Regions from separate parts of the Homo sapiens genome. Here region 2 is linked to region 1. The links are chromatin contacts, found by Hi-C in ENCODE. All regions are on one chromosome and are shown on one strand. The core of a region is the stretch at or near the end of the contact, and the rest is flanking DNA. Distances in the headings are between cores, read along the strand shown. Region 1 overlaps TMEM156 (transmembrane protein 156). Region 2 overlaps RHOH (ras homolog family member H).

Evidence for each region. Hi-C counts contacts between places; a loop is a spot of excess contacts on that map. Pooled maps may share reads with other maps.
Region 2: a pooled map shows a loop between it and region 1 (2.5-fold over the local background). The contact joins two enhancer-like sites. A Hi-C loop is called at or near these places in 3 of 50 pooled maps.

Annotation. Positions count from the first base shown.
Region 1 is chr4:38,984,266-38,989,407 of GRCh38, forward strand. It overlaps TMEM156 (transmembrane protein 156), which reads right to left. Exons shown (of 7, transcript NM_024943.3): 4 at 4,586-4,705; 5 at 2,071-2,154. Among named protein-coding and RNA genes, the nearest start is that of TMEM156, 46 kb to the right of the region's middle. RefSeq lists an enhancer at 4,014-4,513. Within about 2 kb of position 1,251, at least 2 of the 41 ENCODE cell types and tissues checked have a DNase peak (open chromatin) inside an H3K27ac peak, as active enhancers do.
Region 2 is chr4:40,199,041-40,204,182 of GRCh38, forward strand. All of the region lies in intron 1 of RHOH (ras homolog family member H), which reads left to right. Among named protein-coding and RNA genes, the nearest start is that of RHOH, 4.6 kb to the left of the region's middle. Within about 2 kb of position 1,676, at least 16 of the 41 ENCODE cell types and tissues checked have a DNase peak (open chromatin) inside an H3K27ac peak, as active enhancers do.

The sequences.
Region 1 (5,142 bases), core at 1-2,500:
TGTAGGATGAATAAGCTTCTTTTGGAGGTACGAGCCCATTTATCTCTCTCTCTCTCTCTTTCTCTCTGTCTCTCTCTCTCTCTCTGTGTGTGTGTGTGTGTGTGTGTGTGTGTGTGTGTTGAACAATACTCACTTTTAAATGCATGAACAAATGGAGAGACATCCTGGAATGTGTGGCTAGTGTTGACAACAAGCTGCTTCTGCTGAATGTGACACAGTCACCACCGCTTTGAACTACATTTTTTTTTTCTACCCGTGTTACTGCATCTCCAGAGAACCATGCTGACACATTTTTCCCGTACATTCTCACTGCTGCCTATAATCCATCACTACAAAGAGAGGCCTTAAAAACTGCACTCAAGGGAGACATGATTTCCTTTCCCTTTCTCTGTCAGAAAAGCAACTCATAATAGGGAAGGAAAAGATTGCATTTAGGTTAAAGGAATATAAATAAGAAAGAGTCTGCCTCTTTCTCTCTTTAAGACGCTAAGCCTCAAAAGGGTTCTTGGTTTTAAAAAGGCCATCACCCCTTGACCTACACTAAACATTAATATTATATACCTGGTAATAAAGCCAGAGGATTTTTAGTGAGAGCTATGAAAGGGAAAGGATGGCTAAGACAGGTTTCTTTGGTGGATGAAAGTCACAGGCTCATAAATACAACTTTGCGAGGTTAGTCTTGTGGTTAGCTAGTACTTAAAATTTGTGATTCCCTCGACTATATGGGTTGACGGGGGAACTATAGACTTTTTCTCAGACAAGACAGCAGTGCTCAAAATTACGACTTGAAAACAGAAACGACCAGAATTCCTAAGGTGACCAAAAAGCCCCACAGAACTGTGTTAAAACTGTCCTCATATTTGGACACATGTACTGAGTAAGAGGGGAGCCCAGGGAAAAATGCCATTTTTGCCTTTTAAAAATTAATTTTGCCATTGAAAACAACGTTATAGCTTTTAATTTATTAATCAAATAAGATTTTCATTGACTGGACAAAATTTCCACCAACTTACCCCACATTTAACTGGTGTCAAATGATTATTTAGCTAATGCTTATTATCAGTCATAGCTTAATACTTTCACTGCTAATGCTGGGTAGAAAGCCTAAATTTTTAAAATATTTGAGCTCCTTAGGTGCACTCAAGCTAGGGTTCCGTGTATCTGCTAATTTAAATGGCTAACAAAAGCCCCCAGTGAACAAAGTCCCCAGTGAAATGCGGTGCAAATCTCTATGTCGCTACTGATGCAGCTGTAGGGTGGGGGACTGGAGGTTTGCTCGGCATCCTCCCATTTTTGAAAACTGTTTACATGCCAGACTTGAAGCTTCCTTTTTTTTCTAACTTCTCACAAAGTACGAAGGCACCTACTCGCTGGCTGTGTACAAGGAGCTTTGGTAACAGCACTCATAATTCTGTGGTTTTCACGGTCAAGGATATTATTTCTCTCTGCTAAAGAAGAGGGCTTCGTCCATGTCACATTCTCTCTCTTTCTCTTTTTAACGTGATTTGACAGCTTGAATCCAAAAGGAGGCTTCACAATTAGAAGAAAGGGATTGAACCACAACATCTGTGCTAACAGCCCCCATCACTGCTCTAATTAGAATTCCCTTATTCCATTTCTGTTTCTCAGGAGAGGACAGGGGGCTTTTTAATTGGGGCTATTAGAAGTTCTCTTTACACAATGACACCCTCTGCTAAGGGAAGGCTCCAGCGAAAGCCATGCCCACTCTGCAATTACTTCTTGCAATTCTGGGGAATAATGGTATCTTGTCTCATTTAAAAATAAATCTAAGTCTTATCCCTATTGCTTTCTCTCCTCTGCCTACTCACATGAATTTCTTCTTGCCAATTAAGCAAACTTTCCATTATTTAAGGAGATAGTTTAGATTGCTACTGTCCCCTGATAATAAGACATATTAAACTGGATTTCATTTGCCCACAGCTCTGTTATTCCAGATACAAGGCTAATTTACATAAGCTCAGATCTCAGATCTTGAGTTTACTGTGTAGTGAAACCATGCAGCTTTGGAATTTCCTGAGTGCTGTTTTGTTTACATGCCACAGAACTTACCTGAAAGAACCTGCACATTCAATGCTCTCAGTTTCTCCGAATCACTTCCTCTTAAGAGAACAGATGTAGGTTTGTCTCTATGACCTATTCCCAGAAAAGAAATGAAGTATTTAGATGATAAACAAGCGCATTGTTAACATATATTCCCCATGTTGGTTCAAAGGATTACCAAAAAGAATGGAGCCATTCATGGCCAGGCACGGTGGTTCACGCCTGTAATCCCAGCACTTTGGGAGGCTGAGGCAGGGAGATCACGAAGTCAGGAGTTCGAACCCAGCCTGGCCAATATGGTGAAACCCCATCTCTACTAAAAAATACAAAAATTAGCTGGGCGTGGTGGTGCATGCCTGTAGTCCCAGCTACTCAGGAGGCTGAGGCAAAAGAATCGCTTGAACCCAGGAGGTGGAGGTTGCAGTGAGCCGAGATCATGCCACTGCACTCCAGCCTGGACGAAAGAGTGAGACTCCATCTCAAAAAAAAAAAAAAAAAAAAAAAAAAAAAAAAAAAAAAAAAAAAGGAAAGCGACAGCTCTTATACACAGAAAAGTATATTTTTATCTTATTATATACATAGATATGATGTGAAGAATATTCAATGTATGTTTAATATTCAATAACATTTAATGTGCTAAGTAGTGTGACATTTTTTATTACTTTGTATGCTTGGATTTGCAAGCCTTTGAAAATCACTAAGTCTGTCATTTGGGCAGATATTTGTAAGAATTTAATTTGACTCCCCACTACTGGTCTCCTTCTAGACATTTTTTCTAGCTCACTTCTATCTCTCTTTGCTTATAGCTTTTCATATGGGAAAATGGGTCAAGAAACTCAGAACTATACACTATTTATAAATAACACACATTTACTTTAAATAATAGAATTTTCAAAACTAAATACCCTACATCTTAGTTCTGACATTTTACTAGCTGTGCAGCTTTGGATAAACACTTAACCTCTCTAAGTCTCAGGGGATTTTTATCTACAAAATAAAAATAGCATATATCCTGTTTACACAGTTTAAGAATCTAGTGAAAATGCTCTGAAAATGGTTATTCTACAAATAAACAGTATTGATTATGTTATTAACCACTGCACAAAGGGCTTTATTACTAAGGTATCAATGATAACACTTGATATGAAACTGCTCTCAAAAATATCTGCAACAAATACCTAGTCAAAAGAATGAATTGCAACTTTACTGAAACCTGGAGGCAACCACTTGTTCTGCCTACTGAAATGGCTAACACAGCCTTGCCTGGTAAAGAAGGAAAGAGTCTTGGGAAATCATACAACCACCACAATACTACTGTCCTTTAATGAAAACTAATTATGCACTAGACACTGTGGTAAACTTTGTAAGTAATCTCTGTATTTCCTTACCTCAACCCTGTGTGGTAGTGGTGATTATGCTTGTTTTACAGAGGATGTAAGGGATGCTCACATAATTTAAATAACTTGCTTAATGTCACATAGCTAGTAAGTGGTAGTACTAGGACTCTAACATAAATCTATTTATTTTTAGTGCCTATTCTTATAGTAATACATCTTGCACTGTCTTTAAGAGACTAGCTACTCATATTATGAATTGTCCATTGGGCCTGATAGTCATCCATTTTATGCACTGGGGACATGCCAGTAGAGCCAGTATTTGCATGGGTACACACCGGTAGCATCATACCAGTAATTTACAATCAATGTCCATCCTGATAGGTGGGTGCCTAGGTCATACGAGTTATTAAATATTTTTAACGTTGCTCCTACTGTCCTGATTCCTAATTTCTAATTTCCTTTAGCTCAGCCCTGCCAAAAATCTGATACCCCCATGCTTATTAAAGATCGACTCTGCCTCACACCCGTCACCTACAGCCACTCTGCTCAAGATCTCCAACTCTGAAATTCTTGTTTTTGTGACTGAGTCTTGCTCCATTGCCCAGGCTGGAGTGCAGTGGCGCGATCTCAGCTCACTGCAACCTCCACATCCTGGGCTCAAGTGATTCTTGTGCCTCAGCCTCCCAAGTAGCTGAGATTATAGGCTTGCGCCACCATGCCTGGCTAATTTTTGTATTTTTAGTAGAGACGGGCTTTCACCATGTTGGCCAGGCTGGTCTGCTGGTCTCAATCTCCTGACCTCAGGTGATCCGCCTGCCTCAGCCTCCCAAGGTGCTGGGATTACAGGCATGAGTCACCGCGCTCGGCCTGAAATTCTTTATCCCCACTTCCTGTTCTTCTCTCTCTCTCTGCCCTCACTTCCGCTAAGCCCTGCTCAATGTCCAGCTCATCAGCTTCTTCCTATTCACCCAGTCTTTCTTCTTCTCTTACTTGCCCGAGTAGAAGAAAGATGAATGAAGCTCCTTGCATGCTGGAACTGTGTTTTATCTACGTTTTTATTCCTTGAGTTACCAAGAATCACCACTTATTCACAGTAGGTGCACAAGAAATGCTAAATTGTACTAAAAAGGAAATGAAATCCATAGAAGAGATCAGGAGTTCCTCGGCACTACAGGGATTATACTTACTCTGCCACTTTTGCACTCTTCTCTGGCCTTCAAGTATTTTGCGGATAGTGAGGATGATCAAAAATATAAAAACTAATAGAACTAAAATATACCAAGTGATCTTCATGGAACAAGTGATATCTGTAAAGAAAACAAATACTGTAAAAACCCAGTAAAATTATTCAACAGATAAAAGGCAATGTGGCAGTGTAGCTGAGTTCTACAACATATTCTGCCCTGAATTGAAAAGCTGAAATTATGACCATCACTGTTACAGGGTCACTAGCTCTCCTGAATTCTTTCTTGATATATGAAATGAAGGTATTATACGGGTAAACTTGAGTAGGTAGCTTCCAGCTATCCATGTAGTTCCAAAATTCTAGGATTCCTTTCACTTACAGGTTATGCTGATATTAGTTTCACTATCCTCGCTGTAACTAAGGTAAGACCACAACATAGCAATCCCAGAATCAGAACCACTTACAATTCATAATTTTGACCCTGGGCCAGGCAGCCCAAAAATATGTCCTCAAATCAGCAAAGATGCAGTGAGTACAAGGAAGATGGGGAAGAAAGAG
Region 2 (5,142 bases), core at 426-2,925, 1.2 Mb after region 1:
ATTCTATCATTTCTGGGCTGTGGGAACCTCAGACAAGTTACTTAACTTCTTCAATGCTCAGATTAAAAAAAAAATTCACAAAATATCTCTAATAACAGTAATAATAACTGAAAATACCTACCTCAGAGGGTTGTCGTAGAGATCAAATGAGATAAAAATATGTAAAGCATGTAGCCTAGTGCCTGACTGAAAAAAAAATCTCTCAATAGATGCAACTCTTATGATTCTTATTAAGGACTTGGCTATTGCCACAAATGAAGGTGTTATGAGCCCTGGCTTAAGAGCAAGAAGCCTGCAAAGCTAACTCTCCTAATCCCAACATTCCTTTCCAGGGAAAGTAGGGTGACAGGTGGAGGCTGGGAATTAACGTTTTTTGAGCACCAAATATGGACAAGGCACAGGGGTTGGGTGTTTTTCTAGTGAGAATACATATGAAAGAAGGAAAACAAACTTGGAAACCGCTATTTTAAGCCATTTGGTAACAGTTTCTCTAGCTTATGAGATGAGAGAGGTCCTCTCAGTATCCGCTGCATTACTTGTGGGCCTCCTTGGTTGACGTCGCTCTCTGAACGCTTGGGGTGGAATTCTAGAGGTGCTTTTCATTAGAGGCAGAGAGCATGACCTTTCTTCCTTGCCCAGTTTAAATTAAATTATTTTATCTTACAATGTGTTAATTTTAGTGCTAGCAAGGCACAGCTAAAATTCCATTTCTACTTAGGAGTGGGGATCATTGTGGCAGTGAGTGCTTATTTGGGTTTGGGATGCTTGGATCTGGGTGAAAGCCAGGATTAAAAAGCATCCTCCTTCCCCATTCCACTCTCTAGGTTATAAATATTTTTTTGGATTAAAAGCCTCCTTTAAAAAAATGCAAATCCACCTGGCATGTTAATTGTGCAGGGGATTCCTAATTATGTGTGCAGATGACGTGAGTCACACGGTGATAGTGTTCCTTCTAGAGTCCCACTGGTGTCCTAAGGGAGGAGACTCTGGAGCTTTGTGTATGAAAAGGGATGGGCACAAGTCAGGATGGGGTGCACAGGTGGAGGCTGGGAGGCAGCATGACAGTGTGGGGGCTGGGGTGGGCTGTGAGAGCAAGGAGGGTGTCAGAGATGGAAAGGATGACCCCAGGGGGGTGGAAGGGTGCCAGAAACTTAGGGCTCCTCTGTGAGCTCTTTAGCCATTTGACTCTAGCAACTGCTTGAATGCCCTGAACAACCTTTTGACGACTTGCACAAGAAGTTGTCATACTGTTCCCCGGATGTGGACAGTTGTTCAGAGACCACGATCATGTGTCTGGTGTCTCACTGTGGAATAGTGGTTTCTAAAGCTGGCTGGACAGCAAAACCACCTGGGGAGCTTTTAAGAAACTGAAATTCCATGTCTCATACCCCAGCCCTCACGTGAGGTCCAGGAATCTGTGTGATTAAAAAATACAAGCCCCAAAACAACTTGGAAAGTGGTCGTTTTGCAGGTGGGGATTTAGGAACCAAGAATCCAGAACTCTCCTACCAGGGCCCCAGAAACCGTAAGTTGAATAAGTGCTGAAATGAGGCAAATTGATCTACTCTCTATTGTGATTAATATCTTCACACAGCAAGTATTTTCCTTTGTTTTGAGTTCATTCCTTGAGATGAGTTATCGGGAGCGGGGTGACTGGGTCCAGGATATGAGGATGTTTAGCTCAGTCATACCCGCATTTTAACACGCAAACGTACGGTGCCGCTCATTTAAAAACCAAAGTGTTGTATACATGTAGAAGCTATATATTATTCCGGGGCAGCCCAAAGAGGGGATGTTGCTTTCAAGCGAAAGCACCAAATCACATTCTTTTCTGGTAAAATAGAATACTAATGAATTGCTTTTGGAAGAAATTTCCAGAGCATTACTGAATGTTCAAGTGCTTCTTAGAGCACAAGTTGAACCTTTCTTATCTCTGCACTCAGTTTCTCGTAAAACTGAAGTCACAGTGACCTCTTCCCCATTTCGTAGAAAAGAAACCCAAGGAAGAGAGTGGTTAAGAAACAGAAGATACGGTTCTCATCACATTTGCCTGAGAACTACGTATAGTCATCCATTCAGTGCCTCGTTAAGTAAATAAATGATTGAATCATTTGTATACATGACCTCATGGAAAAAAGCACGGTAAAATGAATGTTTGAGGGTGGGTAGACAGAATTATTCAACCCGGACAGGTGTTAGATGTTCACTCTATCCCCCCCTTTTTTTTTGCATTAGGTTTTATTCATTATTTGCATCATCTATGGACCTAAAAGCATGCTCATTGTCACACAGATGGGAACAGGGTGAATTTTCAATGATTTCAATGAAAAAAAAAAAAAGATGTGCTGTTGCAAAATATCAAGGGAGATGTTTACAGTGGTGTTCTAGAACCGGCTTGCTCTCAAGTGCTGATTGTAATATTTTCAGAAATTTTCCAAGCCAGTGACATTATTGACTTCTCTTTATCTGTGTGATGGAAATGCTATATAATATTGTGCTATCTGAGCATCTGTTTTCAATTTTGCATTCAGCGATGTCATGATGGTGGCTTGAAATTGGCTATGGTAAAAGTACACTGTGAAAATCAGCAAACACAATAAATCAGGCTCCCCACCTTTTTTTTTTCGGGGCGGGGGGCAAGCATGTTGTTAAACGTTTACTAGCATGCTACTGAGGAACTGTGTAAAATACAAATATGGCAATTTGACGATATGTATCAAGAGCCATTAAAGTGTTCATACACTTTGATCCATTCATTCCACCCCTGGAAATTTATTCCGAATAAATAATTCAAAGAAAAGTAATATGCATGAACATATTCACTGTATTATCATTTATAGCAGCAAAATCTGAAAATACCCTGAACACTAAGCAATAGGAGTTCTGGCAACATTAACTCCATGAGTTTTTTTTTTTTTTTTTTTTTTTTTAAGACAGGGTCTTGTTTTGTCACCCAGGCTGGAGTGCAGTGTGTAATCACAGCTCACTCAGCCTTGACCTCCTGTGCTCATTTGATCCTCCTGCCTTAGCCTCCCAAGTAGCTGGGACCACAGGCGTGTGCCACCACACTTGGCTAACTTTTTTTTTGTAGAGACGGGGTCTCACTTTGTTGCCCAGCCTGGTCTCCATCTCCTGGGATCAAGTGATCCTCCTGCCTTGGCCTCCCAAAGTGCTAGGATTACAGGCACGTCACTGCGCACAGCCCATGGGTTCTTTTAAAGTCATTAAAAATCATAGTTATGATGGTTATGAAAATATGTTTGATATGATGTTAGGTTAGAAAATCAGAATTAAAAATTTTAATTACATTCTGATTTTGTTGTGAATAAGAATTAAATGTGAGCCGTAAAAAAATGAATGACAGCATTTGGTATGTTAGAATGGTGAAATAGTAGAATTTGTTTTTATTTTGTTTATTGTAGTCGTGGTGTGTGTTCATTTAAGAAATTTGGAGAACACCTGTTAATAAGTGATCTTGAGTAGTTTTAACATTTAGGAGGAAGGCTATGAGTTTTGTGAACCACATGGGGCTTTACCTTTAACCGGTAGATGTTACTGTGAATCCCTGGGCAGGGTATTGTAAAGGGAGTTTGGAGCTAGGCAGTGTGAGCTGTGGATGCTAAAGGGGTTTCTTTAGAGCAGCTTAAGGAGGAGGAAGAAGTAAGTAACTGTGTCCTGAGGACTTGCTAAAAGTAGACTGCAAGGACTGAGAAATAGCCCAGAGAAAAACTACCATCAAAGGCCAGAGAGACAGGCGAGAGAAGGTTTCTTAGGAAGAGACAAGGAGACGCTGATCTCAGAGGTGAACAACATGGATAAGAAATTAACTCCATTTTGACCTGAAAAAAATAGGGGCTGACACCAGAAAGGAAATGATTTTTGTAGAGCAATGGTTCTCAAGTTTTATTTATTTATTTATTTTTAGTTTTTTTTAAATTTTTTATTTTTTGAGATGGAGTCTCGCTCTGTTGCCCAGGCTGGAGTGCAGTGGCATGATCTTGGCTCACTGCAAGCTCCGCTTCCCGGGTTCACGCCATTCTCCTGCCTCAGCCTCCGGAGTAGCTGGGAATACAGGTGCCCGCCACCAGGCCCCGCTAATTATTTTGTATTTTTAGTTGAGACGGAGTTTCACCGTGTTAGCCAGGATGGTCTCGATCTCCTGACCTCGTGATCCGCCCGCCTCGGCCTCCCAAAGTGCTGGGATTACAGGCGTGAGCCACCGCGCCCGGCCAGTTCTCAAGTTTTAGTGTGTTTAAGAATCACCTGGATGAGTGCGGGAAGAGTTAACTAATTTAGCATCCAGGTTCCATCTCCATGCATTCTGATACGGTTGGTCTAGAGGTTGGCAGGAATATGCATTTTTAACAAATCCTCCCACCCTATGAAGACTCTGATGTGAATTGCCTGCAGATTACACTTTGAGAAACACTAGTGGAATAAATGCAACAGTTTGGTTTTGTCCAGGGAAGGTATATCTGTGAGTGTGTGTGTGTGTGTGTGTGTGAGAGAGAGAGAGTGTGTGTGTGTGTGTTGAAGGTGAAGCCGCTACTTAAAGGCTCAGAATTGAAGGACTTATAATGTAAAAGGGGAATGAAAACAGAGAAAGCCCAGAGGGACAAGTTATTTATTTGTTATAGAAACAAACAGCAAAAACCAGGAAGCTGTACTTACGATATTCCTTAAAGGAATATAGTTTGTGGCACAAAATCCTCTTCCACAGTTAAACAATTTTGTCCAGCACTTGAACCAATTAAAAGTAGCTGTGACTAGGGGAACTATGAGCACAGAGAAAGATGGTCATGGGGAGAGTCTGGGACCCATAAACATTCTATTTCAGGCCATCGAGCGGTGGTTATTAAACCCGTGGTAGAATATGGGAGTGCTACGGACAGAAAACACTCTGGACCTTACTGTATGATAACATTATGTTAAAGAAGAAAAGAAAGTATATTTTTTGATGAAATGTAGTATTTTATATACAGAACTCAGCACTCAAAATAGTAATAACAATTAGACTTATGCCACAACAACATTATATCACAAAATAAACATATGAAAGTGAATGACATCGCAGTAGCCACTGTTCTGAGATTATCTGCTTCACCTGGCTTTGGAAGTTTAGTGATTGTAATAGCTTTCAAA